2 separate regions of the Homo sapiens genome follow, and region 2 is linked to region 1. A link is a loop called in an ENCODE intact Hi-C map of the cell type or tissue named here. Cell type or tissue: PC-9. All regions are shown on one strand. Links, peaks and the distances in the headings refer to the core of each region. The heading gives the core; the rest is flanking DNA.

The links. Peaks named below come from ENCODE experiments on the same cell type or tissue, not always from the same donor. Only the 100,000 strongest peaks of a DNase experiment are listed, where the experiment ranks them.
Region 2: it touches region 1 in a loop (6-fold over the local background); 3 of 110 quality-filtered maps call a loop at or near these places.

What each region holds. Positions count from the first base shown.
Region 1 is chr3:111,711,986-111,722,658 of GRCh38, reverse strand. It overlaps PLCXD2 (phosphatidylinositol specific phospholipase C X domain containing 2), which reads right to left. Exons shown (of 4, transcript NM_001413064.1): 3 at 8,531-8,772; 4 at 1-1,936. The coding sequence ends at 1,777. Among named protein-coding and RNA genes, the nearest start is that of PLCXD2-AS1, 40 kb to the right of the region's middle. In PC-9, for the core only: CTCF peaks have their summits at 4,732, 4,931 (motif pointing left), 6,337 and 6,540; DNase peaks (open chromatin) are centred at 4,938 and 6,538; H3K27ac peaks cover 2,232 bases.
Region 2 is chr3:111,918,129-111,928,801 of GRCh38, reverse strand. It overlaps PHLDB2 (pleckstrin homology like domain family B member 2), which reads right to left. Exons shown (of 18, transcript NM_001134438.2): 4 at 9,587-9,730; 5 at 8,383-8,520. Among named protein-coding and RNA genes, the nearest start is that of ABHD10, 56 kb to the left of the region's middle. RefSeq lists enhancers at 8,663-9,223, 8,737-9,936. In PC-9, for the core only: CTCF peaks have their summits at 7,978 and 8,258; DNase peaks (open chromatin) are centred at 2,281, 4,841 and 5,251; H3K4me3 peaks cover 737 bases; H3K27ac peaks cover 7,041 bases.

The sequences.
Region 1 (10,673 bases), core at 1-8,000:
CATTCGGGACTCCATGTTTATATTTCCTTCTTAAGAATCCAGAAGCTGCCACTTCCTTAGGGATTCTCAGATGGTGCTGAGGAGCAACAAAGTGCACACATTTCCATGCCTAGTTTTCTTTCTAGAGCCTTTCTTTTCAACACTCTTCTGGAGGGTCTACTTATGAACTAATAGTTCTTCACGACCCATTTTATCTTCGTTCATGGGCATGGCTTGGTAGTGACTTCTCAGATCTAGACCACATCCACACATGTATACTGTCCCCAGGAGGACTGGGGGAGCCAGGACATGAACAGCAGAGTCAGGAATCACTCACAGCCCTGAGATGCGTGGTCCTGTTCAGGACAGAAAGACCATAGCAGCATCTATCCTGGGTAAGAAAAGTTCAGTAAGCTCCTGTGTGAGTGCTCTTGATGTAAGAAGCACGGCAGATATTTAATCTATAAATAAATAAATAAATAAATAAATAAATAAATCAAAACACAAGAGGGCTCCTTATAGATAAGCACCTCTTATCGATAAAAAAAAAATTCCCTCTCGAGTTTCAAAGTCCTCATGCAGTAGTGATTGGTAGGCTCAAAACAACCTGCAGAAAGTAGAACCATCAAGAGAAGGACTGGAAATGTTCCAACACTAGGTATTTCTCACTTGGTGACACACGAGTCATCCTAAATATCCCCGAGGTAGTCTTGTTTTCAAGGAGTTATAGAATGGCTCCAAATCCACTTGGAGCTTCCTCCTTTAATGCCATTGCAGTTTCCCATGCATCCTGCGCCTGCTTCCATGGTGCCATGGATAAGGGGCCTTCCACTTAGCGTTGTGTCCCACAGTGCAGACCTGAGTCCTAGGCAGACAATAATAAAACGCAATTCCAAGATCAGGCTTGAAGACCCCACTCCAAAGAGGACTTTGCCAAAATGATGCAGGTGCTCTACCTGGCAGCCATTCTGGAAAAAGCTGTAGAATTAAATAAAAGATATCTGGCATGCAGCAAACATGCATATCTATCTCTTGTTGGGCCCCACGCTAAAAAGATCTCCCATCATTGTTCTTTTCACTTTTAAGAAGGGGCCAAAAGAAATAGAAAGGAATCCAAGTTTTAAAACTGGGAAGCATGTTTCTGATACTAAGGGTAGTATGCACTGTTTATCTGAAGAATGAGGTGACCAGTTACCAGTATACGCTATGAAAGAACAGCTTGTGTTTGAAACATCTTAGTGATAAATGAGTCCTACTCTCTCAGAAAAGTGGTGACATCCAACAATCCTAGAGAGACCTGGTGCTTGGCTCTTTTCCCCCTCAGAGCCCCTGGTTGATGTTAGATCCACCCCAGATGGTGGTCCACAGCTGCAATGAGCCAGTCTTTTTCACCAGGAATGTGTTTCTGGTTCAACTTTTTCACCGGCTCAAACACAACACCCCAGACGACAATAGGGAGCTGGGCCAATTAGGGGGACACTCAATACCCCAATGGGTCCTAGAGATCCTATTTCCAAATTCCATTCACCACCATAAGCCACTGGGGAGGTCCTGACCTTGGTCACATGAAGCGTGCTTTCTTCCCTTGGACTTAAGTTTTAAAAAAAGTCTCATTTGGGAAAAATGCAATTAATAGCCCTGTAATTTTATCTAAATGGCCCTGTGAGGAAGGGAGAAAAAAAAGCCATCTTCCTCTTACTTCATCATCACTGCCCCAGGGGCCATCCTAACAGGACATCCTTTAGAACTCTACCCTGGATCAACAAATTCAACATTAAGGTTAAATTAAAAATTAAATCAGCATTTAGCCAGAGCTGTGTCCTCCTGTAGGAGGTCATTCAACTTGATGACAGTCGCAGCAAAGTCCACCAGGTCCACGAAGTCAGATGTGATGATGTTGACACCCATGGCTCCAGGCTTCTGAGTTTTCACCCAGTCCAGGATGGCAGGAAGATTCCTATACAGAGGAAAGTGTTGGAGGAAGAGAGTGGATACAGTACAGCTTAGAGGGTCTTCTCCAGACATGGACATAAAACATTTCCCTTAATATTACAAAAATATGTTAATAAGAGCACAAGCTTTCAGAGGTATTTCCATTTAAGCTTTATATCTCCTTCAGGGATGAAGTAGTCTCTATTCCATTAGAAAATTACACTTTCCAGGGTTTCTCTGCTGGAAGAGGAGATTATTTGCTTCCAGCATCAAAGAGATACCATGTCAACAGGAACTTGAAAAACTAAGATCAGGCCCAGTGCGGTGGCTCATGCCTGTAATCCCGGCACTTTGGGGGGCTGAGGTGGGTGGATCACTTGAATCCAGGAGTTTGAGATCAGCCTGGGAAACATGGTGAAACCCTGTCTGTGAGGAGGGGTAATCACCTGAGCCTGGAAGGTTGAGGCTGCGGTGAGCCAAGAGCTGCACTCCAGTTTGGGTGACAGAGTGAGACTCTGTCTGAAAAAAAAGAAAAAAGAAAAAGAAAAACTAAGACCAAGAGCCTCAGCTTTAATGGGTTCTTTAATTTTTTTAAATCATGAAAATATTCAAACATATGGCAATGTTGAAAGAATTTTGCAGCAAATATATCCACCACCTAGATCCCACCATTAACTATACTTGCTTACCACATATCTATCCATCAATCTGTCACTATCCTTCCATCAATCCATCTTGTATTTTTGACATATTCCAACTGCAAGCATCTATACACATTCCCTAAGTACTTCAGCATGCATATGATTAACTGGAGTTCAATATCTGTTTTTAATTTGTTCTTCTTTTAACATAAAGTTTACGCTCAATAAAATTCACAAATCTTAATGGTACACTTGCCGAGTTTTGACAAATACGTACACATAATTCAAACTCATATCAAGGTCTAGAACATAACTGGTACTCCAGAAAGTTCCTGCAAGCCCCTTCCTCATCAACACCTGCCCCATTCTCCCAGAGGCAACAGCTATACTGATTTTTTTTTCCACTGTAGATTAGATTTGCCTGTTTTAAAACTTCATATAAGCCATGAAAAATGTATTATTTCACGTGAGTTTTCTTTCACTTGGCATAATTGTTCTGAAATTCATCCACGTTGCTGCATGTATCAGTAGTTCGTTGCCTTTCAAAATCAATGAAGAGAATTCCATTGTATGTATATACTGCAGTTTGTGTATCCAGTTTCCTACACTGGCAGGATGGACACTTGGGCTATTGCCAGTTTTTTGGATATTATGAGTAAAACTGTTATCTGTTCAATTCTTTTACTCATTTTTTCATTTTCTTTTAAAAAAATTGTTGAGTTGTAGAAGTTATTTATATAGCCTAGATACTGGTCTTCTGTCAGATATATTTTGTGAATATTTTCTCCTAGCCTATAGCTTGTCTGTCAGTTTTCTCAGTGACATATTTTCATGAGCCGAATTCCTTAATTTTTACAGATTCTAATTTGTCCATTTTTTTTCTTTTATGGCTTCTGTGATCTAAGAACCACTTCAGTCCACTCCAAATTTACAAACATATCCTATGTTTTATTCTAAAAGCTTTATGGTTTTTAGCTTTTAGGTTTAGCTCTAAGAACCATCTCAAATTGATTTTTGTTTATGGTATAAAGTAGGAGGTCAAGGCTTACTTTTTTCATATGGATATACAGTTATTCGATCACTAAGTGTGGCTTCTTAATAGACCAATACTTAATCAGTTGTCTCACTAACGGTCTTTCAGTCTCATTTTATTAATCAAAGGCTTCCTAGGTGACAGCCAGTTATTTAGTGACATAAAGGAATAATGAAAATTCAATGTGATAATTTCTGCATTAATAGTAAGTGTAAACTACCACAGGCAGCATAGAGAAGAAAGCAATAAAGTGTACTCACAGTTTACATCATAGTAAAAACAGCTCAATACATACTCAGTAGGCTGAGAATGCTTTAAAGAAGACAGAAGAAACTCTCCCTTGATGCTGCCTGCCCTTCTTTCAGCACATATCTTGACTTCTCAGTTTTCCAGACAACCCTGTTCAGGCCTTGGTAGCATTTTGTCCTTCTCCTCTTTCTTTTTCTCTTACCATAACTATAATCAGTCCTGGGTCTCCTCCCTCTCTCAGTGGACTCTACAATCAGCCACGGGCTAAAACACATATCATAAATCAATCAATCTATCTATCTATCTATCTATCTATCTATCTATCTATCTATCATCTATCCATCATCTTATTTTTTTTTTGAGACGGAGTCTTCCTCTGTCCCCCAGGCTGGAGTGCAGAGGCGCGATCTTGGCTCACTGCAAGCTCCGTCTCCCGGGTTCACGCCATTCTCCTGCCTCAGCCTCCCGAGTAGCTGGGACTACAGGCGCCCGCCACCACGCCCAGCTAATTTCTTTGTATTTTCAGTAGAGACGGGGTTTCACCGTGTTAGCCAGGATGGTCTCGATCTCCTGACCTGGTGATCCGCCCACCTCGGCCTCCCAAAGTACTGGGATTACAGGCGTGAGCCACTGCGCCTGGCCTATATTTTTATATTAATAGCTGATTATGACTTAAAAGATCACCCTCCCAGGGGTACTTCCATTTTGAACGGGGACTCCTGAAGAGTGATAATAATAATGCTTCATACAGATTTTTGGGGAATTAAACAAAATAATACATGTAAAGTGTTTAGAAGAGTTTCTGTGATATGATAAGTGTGGTAAAAAAAAAAAGGTAAGGAATCATAACTGGAAGAGTGTGAGGTAGAAATATTTGGTGGCTGGGAGTAAGAAACTACACCTTAAAGAGGTCACATCCTCCTGCTTACGTGACAACATGTTGTGGTTTGGAAGTGAGAAGCTGCAAATACAGACTTCCTTAAAGATAGACCAAGGATACACAAGGAACCACACCAAGGACACAGTAGTACTGAACCTGATAGATTCAAGACTTCATTTTAAAAGCCTGAGTCAGTGTTGAAGTATGAGGTGCAGGCGCCCTCTGCTGGTCATTACAGGGAAATGAGCCTTAAAGGCTTGTAACTCCAGTCACTGCAGCCAGAGCCTCCTCACCTTGGAGGATCCCTGGAGCCTGAGCAGAGAAATGCAGTGAAAGGTATGTACCTGTGGTTTCCAGTGACAAAGAGTTCTGTGTCAGCTTCGGGTAGCATGTGTCAACCTTCTCCAAGGCAAGGATCAAATAATTAGGATTAAGTACGAAGAAGGGGAAATGCAGAACCCACAGTGAAGAGGAGCTACTTTATTTTCTCAGCTCTTGGTATTTACCAGGACAAGGGATCTGTGCAAAAGGCTGAACCTGACAGTGCTGACAGGCCCGTGAGGCAACAGTTCCCATGGATGGCAGAGCAGGAGGTTAAAAACTTCCCTTTGACCTTGGGGCCCAGCTGGGAACAAGGGTGGTCCATAGTGTTTCTGGGTGTCTTTACAAATAGGGATGGCATGTCTATTTTCTGCCAGCCACTGTGGCTGGCATTTTCATGTTAAGGCTACAATCTGATGAGGTTTATTAATCCTGTTTAACTGGTGAGAAAACCACAGCTCAGAGACCTCAGAAAACTTGTCCACGGCCACCCTGTTGCTCAGGGACTGCATTGATTTGCTAGGGCTACCATAGCAAAACACCACATACTGGTTGGCTTAAATGACAGAAATGTATTTTCTCTTGTTTTAGAAGTTGGACATCCAAGATCAAAGTGTCATCAGATTTCATGTCTCCTGAGGCCTCTGTCCTTGGCTTGCAGACAGCCGCCTTCTTATTGCATTCTCACATGGCCTTTCCTCTGTGAACACATATCTGTGGTGTCTCTTTGTGTGTCTAAATTTCCTTTTCTTTTAAGGATACCAGCTAGACTGGATTAGGGCCCACCCTAATATCCTCGTTTTGACTTAATTACCTCTTTAAAGGCCGTATCTGCAAATGTACCCACATTCTGAGGTAACTGAGAGTTGGGACTTCAATATGTGAGCTTGGGGATGGCGGGGATGGGACGGGGCACAACACAATGCACCCTGGAACAGGGAGCATGTCAGGCTGCACTCTCAGGCCTTCTGATTTCAGTCCATGTTCCCTTATAGAGTTCATGGATGCTCTGTCCTCAAGCTTAGGCAAAGCATTTTCATATGATTTCAGTGAGAGTGCCATGAACCTGAATTTCAGGTTTCTATAAGTCTGGGAGAAACCACCATGGAAATTGAGTCAAATGGCTATATTTCTTGTGGCTTCCTTCTACGGTGTTGAACCAAAATGAACAAGATCTTAGCTCCAAAGTTTATCGAAGAGTTAGGGGGTTAAATCCCTGCCGAGAAACCACCTCTACATTTGTAAGAAAATATACCCTGTCTTTTTTTTCTTGGTTTGAGCTGACCACCAGTGCCAGCGACCAGTTGTTAGGACAGACCCTCTGGGTGTTGGCACACAGGGGAAGGTCCTATGTTTGTTCAACAGCCCAGAGGAAATGACAGCCACACTCTGCACTGGCCTTTTGGAACAAACTCAACCAGAGCTATATTTTCCTCCTTCAGTTGATGTGCAGGACTAGGAATGCATGCATACTTGCAATATTCTTATGGCCGGCAGGGGGGCGAGATGCCAAAGAAAGTATCTTTCCAAGCTTGGGGACATTGGCTTGCTGCTAGCAGTAGTGCAAGGGCTCTGGCATAGTAGGATCCCTTGGCTTTGGGCGCATGCCAACATCATTATCTCTCATCATAAAGGAAAGAGCCAATGTTTCACTTGCAGCCAGATTAAAGTTTTAGGAATGTACAGATATGAAAAGCTTTGTGACATTGTGGGTTACTAGTTATAACCTGTGAGATATTACCAGATTCAGGTACTAATAAGACAACTGCAGGCCTGTGGAACAGAAAAGAATAAGCACAAAAATATGCAGTATCCAAGTCAGTGTCCAACGCTGAAAAGGGCAGTGGTCTAACGATCAGAAGGCCAGAGTCTGAGAGGTATTCTTGACTTTTACTAGCTGTATGGATTGGGGTCACTTAAGCTCCCTGAATCCCATCTAAAGAGGGGATGATAATATGCTGTAGACAATGTGCCATCCTAGAGGCTGACTTGATTTAAGAATCAAATGAAATCATCTGCAAAAAGCCATTTGATATTCAGAATATGGTATACAGATATAACTTATCCTTAGTTTTTTAAATACTCCCTCTCCATTATTAGTATGGCTGTCTGCACAGACTTCTTCACAGTGGTATTTCACATTGCTTTATAGAAATTTTCATGCCAGTTTCTGCTGCTAGACTGTGAGTTCCTTGACAGCAGACAGTATAATATTCACCTTGAATCTTTGTACCTAGCTCTTCCTAGGTGCTCAATGTTTGTTGAATGAATATATAAATAATGTTGATCTACAAATATACCAGAGGCATGAGGAAAACAGTGTGGATACACAAACATATTATTAAAACAATAAAGCTTCTAATTCGGGATCTTTCAAAGAGATATAGTGCTGGTTTATAAAATTCACTTTTCCAAGTTCAGCATAATGAATTCAGTCAAGACTTAGTAGAGCCACACAGAAAACACTTTCTGGTTTTGTCCATGGTTGACATAATCAGGAGCTCTCACCAAGAAAGAAAAATCTAGTCCTGCTGTCTAAACTCCTGCTAGGTGAACTCCTGTTATCTGAACTCATGTTACCTAAACTCAGGACCAAATAAATAGAAACATGTTTTTGGATGAATCTTTCATTATCTGAACTCTGCTCGTCAACCTGAAACTCAGGGACCAAACTGATTCTTGTAAATATCTTTTGCTACCCAAACGTATTAGCTTCCTTAGCTTGGATTGCAAGGGATTCCCTGTTATCCAAATGTATTTATAACATTCCTTTTATACATATACATATACACATACACATGTACAGGTACATAGACACATACATACACACACTCACATATATGTGCGCGCACACACACAAACACGCATACAAATAAACCATCCTTTTTCTTGAGAACATCTATCATTCATTGGTGTCCGGGATAAGGAACACCATCTGATACAAAATTACTGAAGCTTCTGCTATCTAATTGTACAACCAGGCTCAATTCTGCCCTGAGGAAGTATTTGAAGCTACAGCATGGGCATGGTGGGTGGCATCCTAAGCTGCTTCTTCAGTGACTCATGGTCACCATGGAAAGGAGAACAAATTCTTGAAGGGCCAGCTCTGAATCCTTAGCACCTAGGACAGCAGCCTATATTGAATGCTTCTTAAATGAGTGCCTGGGTCAGCTGCGAGGCACAGGCAGGACCCCATGTGGCCAGGTACCAGGAGTGAACAGACATGGTGTTGGCTCAATGTGCTTTGCCTTATAGCAAAATTTAGAGAGTACAGTATTTATGGTATGATGTGTACTTATGAACAAAGTGTTTAGAGAGCCTTTGTTAATACAATCCACCTCAACTGCATGGTTTTCTCGAATACAAAGTTTTTTGCTTGTTTTGTTGTTTTTCTAACTCCTCAGACTACATGGCTTTACTGCGATTTACTCAGAATAGAATCAAGATAAATATTTTTTAAAAAGCTTTCCTTGTGGGGTGGAAGCAAATTCTTACCTATGAACCAGCGTGTTCTTGAGGCCCCCAACCAAGCCCCGGGCAATGGTCTTCACTCTGGGGGTGAGGATCGCTTGGGAGACATGGAAGGAGCCCCGTGAGGCCCGCTCACTCAGAGTGGTCTCCAAGAAGAGGATTAGTTTGCGCACACTTGTGGTGTTTGCCCAGGGCGCTGGAATCTTCTTTCCTGGCCACAGGAAGGGGTACTGCTTGTAGAAGGGACAGTGGTAGAAAATAAGAACCTGAAATATTCAAAACACAAAAAGGAGAGCAATCCATAAAAATGCTGAATGTTAACTCCTCCGTTTTATACGGACTGCTAGGAAAAAGGCAAGAAAATATAATCATATGTGGAAAGTCAAGAACTGTTTATATTAATATATATTTTTAGGAAATCAGCAAAGATTTACAGAGCACTTGCCATATGTCTGACTCAAAAATTCTTAATTTTGTTGGCATAAATACCTTTGGAAGTATATTAAAATCATGGACCCCCTTCTCAGAATTACATGTTAAATGAATGCATACAATATACAGGATTACAAAGAAAATCTATGATATGGAAATATAGCAATCAATATATTAAATAAGTTTGTAATAAATTAATGTATGTGCTGCATGATAAATGCATTCAATAAAAATATTTTGTTGTAAGTCTAATAAGTCCCATAACTGTGAGTTAGGGATAAGCATAAGTGGTATCTCAGATATCTGCGATAACCAAAATGTGAGATGGACGCATCTAGGGAGATAAAAATCAGGCAGGGCTAAGATTGTTGTGGGTCACCGCCTGCCCTCATAATCTATGGGTATACTAATTTTCAGTTCAATTTTAGTAAAAATGAATATGTATTTTTTTTCCCATCCAAATTTAAAGACTTCTTAAATTCTACCCTCATATCCCTCTGGGGAAGCTTTGGACCTCAGGCTGAGAACTCTTAGGCTGAGCAGCAAGCGCTGTCTAGAAGTTATGTCTCCTGTAATTACAAAACTGACAGCTTTTGGAGTTGAAATAAAAACACTGAACTAATTTGTGGGTAAATAGACTTTCAATCGTGTGTGCTGGCTCTGCCTGGAACTGCCCTTCCCAGGAGAGTGGGGAGTGTGCCACTTGAGTCAGGGGAGACTTTGCAGAGGCAACTGGCCTCCACAGGGACCGCTCAGGATGGTGGTGATGTTGAAAATAATTAGCAAGCTACATCCACAGCATTAATTAGTTTCTGGGAGGCAGCTGTGGGATAGGAAACTGCTATTTTGATCGTCCCAATTCAGAGCTCTGCTGTGAAGGTTTCTAAAGGAATATATTTTTCCCTGTCCCAGGCACTAGTAATCTTTTCCTGGAGGAATGCCCTGCACATGCTCACGAGGCCTGGACTGCCATCCCCGGATAGTTGGCCACAGAGGGTAATCCTCCCGGGCACCCAAGAACAAGAGCTCTGGATGTCAGCCTCATTTCCGGTGTGCATTTAGCTCGTGACTAAGGTGCCTGACTAACTGCTCCCCAAGGCCCAGAGCTGGGGAGCACCAGGCTGGTTGCACTGAACTGGGTAACGGCTGTTCTTGTTGTTTCTAATGGTTTTGAGTAATGTCTGACTGACTGCTAATGACGTCTGTGGTAAACCGGTGTGTTAATGAGGTTAATCACAGGCTCATGATAAGCAGATTGCCTGGGGGAAGGGGAGGATTTCCTTGTAGAGGTGTAATTGGCCAGGTGGTAAGCCTGGGGGCTGTGAGGAAAGCCGTCCTGTGCAGTGGACCGTGGGAGAGGTGGGAGGCGGTGCAGCCCTGTGACAGGACCTGTCAGACACATCTTGGGCCTGCCCGTGGGCCACATTTCAGGGAACGAGAGGACTGTGCCATTCTTTACTCTGCCTTGGAAAAAGTGCATTAAGTACAAATTATCCAAAAGGGTCTTTATGCCTTTCTTCAAGAGCCTTCTTGAGCAATCTGACCCTAAAGGTTACAGGGAGAATTTCTGTTTACAGGGGGAGGCCGGCCTTGCAAACCAACTCCCACTGTACAGGGATCTAGGTGCAGCAACTGTCACTCAGGGCCTGTGTTTTGCATCTGCCTCCCTCTCCCCCCAACCTCTGTCTGCTGTGTTTTTCTCTGAAATACTCTCCTCTCTATCTCAGTGGTTCAT
Region 2 (10,673 bases), core at 915-8,914, 210 kb before region 1:
TACGAGCAAAATCCAGTTGGGTCACAAATTCATGCCAGTTTTGACCTATTTTGTATATTTAAAACTGACGTTTCTAGAGTTCCACATTCATATATAGACAAAGATAAATTACCCATGGGTAAATTAAGGTAGAAATCAGTTTATAAAATTGGGCCTATATTTGCTTCCATAGTGAGTTGTTTGTTCATTTGCTCAATAACAATTGAAAGAAAACTAGAGGAGAGGAAAGAAAAGAGAGCAATTGATCCTGTCCTCATGTAGCACAGTCCAGTTAACCCATTAGAACAATGTGGAAGAGCTTTTAAATATACTATTTCCCAGGCCCCAATTTGGTTACAAATCCAGGGATAGAAGGCTTAGTAACAAGCATTTTAAAATCTCTCCAGGTTTTCTGATATGCAGCCAGGTTGAGACCCATTGACTTAGCCACCCAGGGTTATGAGAGAGGCAAAAGCAATTAACTACAATTTGATTTTTCTAATGAATATATAGAACATTAATACAGGATCCACCAAAAACTATTCTTAAAATATTTGGTCCTAATGCCTTTACTTCACAGTATAAAAGTCCTCTCTTACAAATAATATCCCAATTGTAAATTTTTTACATTTAAATTAAATGTCTCAAGTAAACCAAACAAAAACTGTGACAGATTGCAGTATGCAATATTCGTACAGACAGGGATGATACATTTCAAATTCAGAGGTGAAATATTTATCGTCTAACCATAAAAATGATCAGGATTGTTAAAAGTTTACACTAAAGAATTTGAACTTGCACACGAGTTGCCAATAATCTTGAATGATCTTAAAAACGCAAGGCTTGTCAAAAGACTACTTATTCTGCTAGATGGTTAAAAGACAATAACATAAATTGTCTCTCTTCTAAGTTGTATTACTGAAGGAATAAGCAAATTTAATTTGCTAACTCTCTGGAGTTTCAATACTACACAGAATATTCTAGGATACCAATTAAAAAATCATTTTATCATATTTAAGTGTGCAATACTTGATAAACAGATGGTTCAAGGTTACAAATTTATTAACCTGTAGGGCTGCCAGATAAAACAGAAGACATTCAGCTACACTGAATTTCAGATGAACAACAAATGACTTTAATGTTAAGTATGTCCCAATTATTGCACGGGACATAATTACAATACAAAATGATTCTGTTTGTCGGAAATGCAAATGTACCTGAGGTTCTTGTATTTCTGTTTGCTAGTTCTGACAACCCTGTTAGCATGATAAAGATTTTCCTAAAAATTAAAATCCACTTTTGTAATTTCCAAACTGTTTAGCACAGAACCCAGCACTCTAGGCACGCGGGCCACATTTCATTAGATATGCGGTCAGGTTTGGAATTGACGCAGTGATATGTCAAAATTTATAGTCTCTAAGCCTTCATTTATTTATTTGTTTATTTATTTATTTATTTGACAGAGATGAGGTCTCACTGTGTTACCTACACTGGTCTTGAACTCCTGAGCTCAAGTGATCCTCTTGCCTCAGCCTCTCAAAGTGCTGGGATTACAGGTGTGAGTCTCCACGCCTGGCCAGTCATTTTTAAGGGAGGTCCATTCAAAGTCCTATCTATGTATCCTAAAAATCCCTTTCCTTCCTGTTCCTAAACCCTGTGGCTTTGTTTGGGAGGCAGGCATCCTTATAGGTTCATAGATTAGGCAACTATTTTAGGCCCATAATCATTTATGTGAAATTCGTTTTTCTTTTAACAGCTTTATTGAAGTAGAATTCATAGGCAAAAACATGGCCCATGTTTAAGCATTCCTTTTGATGAGTCTGGACATATGCATACGTCCATGATACTATATAAGTCAGGAAGTATTTTGGATATTGGAATATTCTGAAATTTCATAGAGGTAACACAGATTATATAGCGTATATTATATGACATTTCCAGTGAGATTTGGAGCAGTACCCTCTAATCAAACATGTTACTATTTCTGTAGCTACATTTATGAATATTCAACCTTACAAAATTACTTTTTTTCCCCATGAAACTTTTCAGATTTTGGAACTGCAGAGGAAAGATTATAGACCTGTGTCAACAAATAATGATTGTTGAGTAACCAACCATTCTCTGCCTCTGAAGAGGAACATCCTATAATTCTTTCTTTCTTAGATTTTTTTCCTTTGGCTTTGACATTTTAATTACACAATTGATGAATGTTTAGCATAGAAAAAAAAAAAACTAGAAAGTCAGAAACTCAGGACTTATGTAATCAAACAACTACGAGAAAAAAAATAGCCTCAAGCTGGAATCCTATTGATTTAATCCCCAAATCCCATTATACAGTTCCACTTCCTCTGACCAGGGAGCCAACTTTGAAATGTAAGAAAGAGGCACGGGAAGGGCTGGGTCCCTGCTGCACACTGACTGTGACTTGGCACCTGTTCTGCACTCAAGAGGTATTAACACTTTGCTGAAGAATTCTGGGCTAGGCTCACTGTCTTTCTCTGGCTCCAAAGGAAGGATGGGGAGGAAGTAACAGGTACTTTGGCCAGAAAATCGTGGGAAAAAAGATTTAACCATTTAACATGCAATGATATATGCTTACTGTAGAAACATTAGGAAGTCAAAGAATTTAAGATTTCATTCAGGTACATGTTGTATGGCACAGAATGATTTAAGCTTCAGTTCAAAACTTTAAGTGTGTTTCATGTGTTTAAGAGTGCAGGCTAGGATGGCTACAAAATATAACAATGCATCTGTGTGAAGACACACAATATTTGTCCTTAAACAAAAGGATAGTTTGAGATATATGTTTATCATCTGGGTCATGGGAAGACCCCTCAGCACGTCTACTGAATCAGAAGCTTTTCTTAACCATTTTATTTAATTTTGGTACAACTGACTTGATTTTTGTGCGCTAAAAAGAAGCACAGATAAAACAGATAATCCATAAATAGAAGAAATTGAAAAATATTTTTAGTTTCAAATTTTTAACACAGCTAGAAATAGAGACAGAAAACCTACGCAAACAGATGCACACATCCGTATCTTCTTAGCCATTGCCTGAGATCAGGCTCTGCCTTGGAATGGGGATGGGGAGTAGAAGGGAAGGAAGCCAGTTCCACAGTCAGGCCTTTGCCCAAGCTGGGCTTCATGGTGCTAGCGGTTTCCCTACTCTGTCACCAGGCCCATTAAATGAAAACAGTTTGCTAGACCAGAGGTCCCAATCTTCTTTCACTTGCTATAAGAAAATGTGATGGTCTCTTTGCTTACTGCTTCACCAAGTAAATATACCCTCCAGATTTATGTCTGAGTTAGATCCTTGTTTAAGCTTTATCAATGTTCATAGTGGCTCCATCTGTGATGTGGCTACTATCCGAGAACACAACCGGCAGGTGGCATGTATCTCAAGGTCAGATGGAAACAGGGTTATTGATGTTCGTAACAGTGGTACCCCTAAGGGTAATAAAAGGCCAGTGCAGGAAACTGCTGCAAAAATGTTCAATAAATACACAGTAGAACAAACTGACTATATTTTATGTTTTCTATAGAAGTATGCCTATGGTTTATATTTTATAGGGTAACGAATGTGCAAAATAAAATGCATTCCTAAATCAGCTAAAAGAAGTAACACTAAAGACCAATCTTCAGAGCCAAAAAAATAACATCAGTAATTTCATATCAAGATTTGAATGCTGATGTCTGGGCTTGGTGGCTCACACCTGTAATCCCAGCACTTTGGGAGGCCAAGGCAGGCAGATCACCTGAGGTCAGGCATTCGAGACCAGCCTGGACAACATGACGAAACTCCGTCTCTATTAAAAATGTAAAAATTAGCTGAGTGTCATGGTGGGAGTCTGTAATCCCAACTACTCGGGAGGCTGAGGCAGGAGAATCACTTGAACCTGGGAAGAGGAGGTTGCACTGAGCCAATGTTAAGCCACTGCACTCCAGCCTGGGCAACAGAGAGAGACTCTGTCCCAAAAAAATAAAAAACAAAAGATTTGAATGGGGAGGCATTCTGAGGTATTATTAAACCTTTTTCCTATGGCTCCGGCCTTGTCTCCAAAATTCTAGAGCCAGGCTTACAGGATGTACTATTAACATCTGAATCGGAGCTTGCCCAACAGAGATATCTTTTCAGGTTTTGCTTTTCTCATTCCATGGTTTATATCTGACCACAGCAACAGGTGTATGGAAAAGGAAACACGATCCCTAAGGGGAAAGGCCACTTCCTCCTTCTGTCTTACGCTTTGGCATGATGGGCCGTGTGACTACAGGCCTCCTGGCATATGCACACGGGCAGCCCAGCCCAGCTGTCCTGAAACTTGGCTGCACTCTTTGGCAGGTGTTTGGCTCAGTGTTTTGCTAAGGCCCAGCCTGGACCAGCCATTAGCAGGAAAATCCAACAACAATATTCGTAAGCACACTGGGCAGTATCCTGCCTGGCACATGCTACGGGCTGGATAAACAGTGGATCACAGTGCCCTAGTGCCCTCCTCTATTTCACAGGCTAGAGTGGGATATAAATGTCTAGTAGGCTCAAAACAAACATAAATTATAAAATGTTTATCTGTAAAAAGAACAACAGGGAAAATCTAACCCGAACTGGAAAGGTCTAGGAGGGCTTTTCTGAAAAACTAACACTGATCTTGAGCCCTGAAAGACAGAACCAATGAGGCATGGAATATGAGGAAGGGAATTCCAGGTAGGGGAAAACAGTATCTGCAAAGGACTGGGGTTGGGGGAGGATGAATCTTTTAACAAACAGAAAGATAGAAAGGAAGGTGACTCTGAGAGTGCTGTGAAGAATGGGAGGGTGGTGACAGAAAGGCTGGTGACAGATCACACTACGGAATTTGGATGCATAGTCAAGTACAGTGTGATGCAAACCACAGTAATATGGTCTAATTTCTTCTTTTTAATCACATTGGCTGCTGTGAAGAGAATGGATTGAAGGAAAGCAAGTGGAAGTAGACTAAATAAGAGATTTTCATAATAGAGAAGAGAATGCTGTTAGTGGAGATGCAGAGATGTTGAAGCAATCAAGAAACAAGCTGGTAATCAACTGAATGTAGGGATGATAAGGAAAGACGTGTCAAGATCAATTTCCAGGTTTCTGTTGAACATATAGGTGAATAGAGATGCAATCTCCTGGTTGGAAAAACTAGAGGATGGAGGGTGGAGGGTGGAAGGCAAGGGAAAAGATAAGATCAAGAGTTCAGTTATGGGTGTGTTCAATTGGAAATACCCATGAAATATCCAAGTGGGGATGTCAGGTAGGCACAGGATATGAGTCAGAATTCCAAAAAGGGTTATGAACTAGAGAAATCCCTATGATAGTCACCAGCATATACAAGTTATTTGAAGCCATAGCTATAGAAGGACATGAGGGTACAAGAGAACTGAGTTCAGATGAGAGATAAAGAGTGAGAAAGAGGTAAGAGAAATAGATGGAAAACCAGAAGATTGTGGTACACAGAGGCAAACAAAAGGGAGACAGTGAAGAAGCACCAAGAAAAGAGCTGTCCCCTGTACTGAATGCTGCTCGGGAGTCTGATCATGAGGGGACTGAAAAGCACCCAGCAGGCTGGGCACCACTGAGGTCTTTAGTAGTCTTAACAGGAGAGAATCTGATGGAGGAGTAGAGGTCTAAGCCAACTGGAGTGGGAAGAATGTTTAATTGGAAAATGAAGAAAAGGAGACACAGTATACCCAGAAAATTGTTTAATAAGTTTAGCTATGATGAAGAGAAGAGAGATAAGGTAGTAGCTTATCGTTAATCGATAAAGTAGTAATTTATTTTAAAAATAATAATATTGGCATGCTGACAGTAAAGAGAGAGAAACTGACCCCAGGGGGTGAGGGTGCAGAAAGACTGAAGACCTCAAGAAGGTGGGATAGGATGACACCCAGAGCACATCCAAAGGGAGTGGTCTTTGATGGAAGGAGGGAACCCCGCCTTCATTGTGAGAAGATGGGATGCTTCTAATTTCTCTATGGTAAGATGATCTCTGAGCCAGAGGGATGAAAGTTGGCCAGGAGTATGAACAGAGTGTATGAAATAGCTGTGTCATTAAATGGTGGAATAAATTTATTTGAGAAACATAATAATGTTTTTGCCAAGCTGTGTTGAGTCTCTATTTGAGTTTAGTTGTCAAGAATACGTAGTAACATCATCTAGACCAGTCTTTGTTTCCACTTCCCACATCCTCTTCTGGAGTTCCTCACCCCAAGCCAGTTTCTGCCATTTTTCACATGATGTAATGACAGAGAATAATCCTACCTTCTAAGACCAACTAATTCCCTCATAGCTGTATGAGCTGGTCCTATGCGTCAAGCCCCTGTAGTCCCCTCTCCAGTGCATAGCCTCTGTCAAGCCATCAAAACAATATTAGGAAGGATGGAGGTAGCTTCCTTGCTTGTTTCTGCCCGTGTTCCTAGAATTCCACCTGAGAATTCCACCTTGAAAACATAAGATAACTTTCCCTGGGAAGTGAGATTTAACATTGGCTCAACTTGCTTCACTTTTGTGTAGAATCTGATATTAATGAGAAATACACAAATAGAATTTGCAGGCCATGCCATATGTGAGATACACAAAATAAATAACTACATGGATTAGGATGGCAGGAGGGTTCACAGGGAACATGATACCTAATTCCTATGTTGCACGAGTTTTCCAATATGATATACATAGCAATAAAACTACTCTACTATTACTTAATTTAATTAATATTTACTTGATAATAAAATATTAACACAAGACATCTGATGCCTCCAATGAAGGCTTCTTGCAGAATCTTTGAAAAGCATAGCCATTAACTGAATCCTTCAGTACTGCAGACTTAGACAGTCAACTCTTTGACTTCATTTTGGCCTTTTAGGAAAAATACACCCACTACCCAAATACTACTTAAAAGTTTGGGCCGGGCGCGGCGGCTCACGCCTGTAATCCCAGCACTTTGGGAGGCTGAGGTGGGCGGATCACGAGGTCAGGAGATCGAGACCATCCTGGCTAACATGGTGAAACCCCGTCTCTACTGAAAATACAAAAAATTAGCCGGGTGTGGTGGCGGGTGCCTGTAGTCCCAGCTACTTGGGAGGCTGAGGCAGGAGAATGGCTGAACCTGCGAGGCGGAGCTTGCAGTGAGCTGAGATTGCGCCACTGCACTCCAGCCTGGGCGACAGAGTGAGACTCCGTTTCAAAAAAAAAAAAAAAAAGTCTGGGGGCAGAATGAACGTACATAAAATTTAATATGAAAAGCCTGTGCAGTTTAATTCTGACATGCTGGTAACCAAGAAATTGATGTGTAGCATTTAATTTGACTTTATTTCTGACTACCATTTTGAGCTCATTCTCTGGCACCAAGATCAAATGCCCTTATTTATAGGTCTTAAACAAATAAGAGCCTAAAAAGGAAGTCACGTTCAGCAGAAATTCTTTCTACACATTACCACTAGAACTTACTCAAACTAAAAATTTTTTCTTTTTCTCAGCTTAGTGGAGAACATGTTGAGTAAGGAAGAATGTGTTAAAGCTTATTTGCTTTTTCTTTCTCAAATTGGAATTTTATTTTCAGTTTTATTGGAATTTTATTTTTAGTTCTGCTCTAACTAACTCAGAATGGGAGAGGAGAGTAATGTATATTTCCCAGAGGAAAAAAACACATAAACAGACAAACCCAACTACCATCCTGAATTCTAAAATTTGCAAGTGATTTTTCATACTTTCCCTAATAGATATCAGCCACCATTCAGGTTGTGATCCAAAATGTATACACAGAACCTTTTCCAAGATAAGTGTCAACTGTGTTTCACAGATAGCTTTCTCTTGGCAGTGTGTGAGGACTACCCCAAGAAGAAAATTTTAGAAACTCCAATACATTTGTCAAAAAGCAGTGCACTTGCATTGAAAACAATAGCAAGGCAAAGCAGGTGAGATGAGTGGTTCTCATTCATCTGTTTAATAAACAGAAAAATGAAAAGAAATAAAAGAAATGAGGCAACCCTATTTGAATTTGCTTAAGCCATCCCTACAGGGCAGCAGTGGTAAAGAACTTCAGTATACTAAAGAAATTACTTAAAAAACACAATGGAATCAGAAAAGCAGAAAGGCCAATGAAAAAAAGCAAACAAACAACGCACTCATCTCAAGTAGGATAAAGCTGCCAGGAATATCGGCTCACAAATTATATGAACTCTGCTCTCTCAGCATCAGCTGCCCAGTACCTGGCAGTTCTTGGTTTCTGACAATGTATGATCTTAGGATTTTTCTCTAGTGCCACTGCCTCCAGGAACATGACACACAAATCCAAAACCCCAGTAATGCATTCAACATTTAAATTCAATCAACTGGGACCACCACTTTGCCCATAAAAACTGCATTGAAATATAATTTTCTTTTACCTTGGTCTTTTCACCAACAATGTTCTTTTCCAGTTCAGCTATTTTCCGGTTTAGATGATCCAAAATCTCCTTCTCCTTCATAAGTTCAGTTGTTTCAGATTTCTGTTCTCCATCCAAAAGAGCACATTCCATATCCAACTAAGGACACAAACCAAAGCTCAGAAGTGTTTCACCTTTGGGGATATTCTCAACTGACCACCCTAGAGATACATTTGCAACAGCTACAAATTTCCAAAAGTAATACTGTAGCAGCCAGATCGGGTGCCTGAGAACACTCCAGAGAGCCCATGTGAAAGCAAGATTCCCATATAAGCGAGCTAGAGAGCCTAGAATATATTCACTAAAAAAACTAGCTATCTTATCACTTAACTTTTCTACTATAACCCCTCTTCTGCTCACTTCTCAAGGATATTTTGCCTATTTGCTTCAGCTCAAGATCAAGCACAAACCACCATGGGAGCAGCCACGTCTTTCTTTGTCCCTAGAGCATGGGAAGAGAAAGTTACCCAAGCCCAGCATGTGAGCTCTGCATTCCTCGCAATGCTAGCAGGAGGGGCTTCCAGCGTCTCTACGCAAGACAACAGGTGAGCAGTCCCCTAACCACTTAAGGGCCTATTGGTATCATCTGTAAGGACAGACACACAGATCTTCCCTAGGCAGAATTACGTGCCCCTTCTCATGCCATGGGGGTAACATAAAAATGCCACTGTCTTCTATTGTGGTTATGCAATATGTGTTCTCTCTGCTTCCCCCTGGTTTCCAAACCTCTAGAAACCTGGATCGATTTTTGATCCGTGTGTGAATTTCATCATGGTGCCAATGTGATATCCAACTCATAGTAAAGCACGTTCAGAAAACATTTGCTGGATTTGACCTTGAAATCTAAATACAGAGCACCTCAGCTGATAGATCCTCTGTTAGGTCAGGTCAGAAAGCACGTACTAGTTTAAACAAAGTTGGTTGGAGATTCATAAAGTACATTAAAGAGGGCTTAATATGTTTATCTCATCTGGTTGGAAAAAAAAAGAAAGAAAAAAGGAATGTAGAAAAAGGGTATTTTCACTCTATACAGGGAACCCACTGAATAAATGTTTGCTTGTGTTGACGTCTATGTATCTGGCCTCCAAAGCCTATTCCTGAATAAGTAGCAATATTTTTAAGCTGAAGGAAAGAAAGAAAAAAGGGAAGAGGGTAAAAAGTTTACCTCTCTGAAAGACTCATCCATCTGATCATTTATGTCTTTGATTTTTTGCTTAAGTTCCTCGAGGTTGTTCAGAATGACTATCCGGGTTTCTTCCATTGCAGCCAACTCCTGAGATCTCTGTTCTTCACTTATACCCTCTGGGGTCTGCGATTAATCAACACAGAAATGGATTATTCACACCTCAGTTCTAGAATTTCCCAACTTGACTTGTAAACCATCCACAGGTCTAGGGTCTCACAGTCTCCATGCCCATGTAGATTTTAAAAGCATCCCTGCAACTGCACGCTTGGAGCTCTGATGTGTTTTTCCCACATGATGCCATCCTTGGCAGTTAGGCTCTCAGGAGAGTTGAGACAAACCAACTTCAGTTCACCAATTCATATCCTTTTGAAGCTAAAAGAACTAAGAGATTACACAGATAAGAAAGGTGTGGTATATAGAGATTGAGATGACTTCTCCAAGGTTATAGAGAAAGTTCAGCATAACAGAGAACTAGAACTGACAGAAGACTTGTGGCATCTTCCTCGGGATCTCTTGGGCATGATGCTATGGTTATTACAAGCACAATATTCTCTCCCATCTTCCAGGTGAGGACATCTGCAAAAGCCTCTTGAATCTCTAGGCATACTGTTGGGTCTTGCTGCTAGGGTTACCTGCAAATGAGCATTCATGCTTATGTATTTCCTTCTCAACACAAGTTGGAAAAGCAAGGGCACATCACTTTGGGGAGCCATAAAATATTTTAAAACTACACACTCAGTATTAAATTAATTGATGCTTCACTTTTGTGTTAGTGCACTATTTCCTCTCTTTGTCCTATAGACGTTCTTGCTATATAGCATCTAAGACACTCCCTAAAACAGGACACTGGCCACCATTCATAAAATTATTTCATGGAAAAACTGGTTCATCGGCAAGAAATAAGAAAGTCAAGAAACAAGTGAGAGAGTGCATAGTTACACTCCTGAATGGAGCTATGACAGATGGCCAGGGAAGAAGGCAATATTGTAGATCACACACACAGTCAAAATGTGACTGTTTATTCTTCAAGAAGAGAATGGAGTGAATTACAAATAGCTTCTTCTTT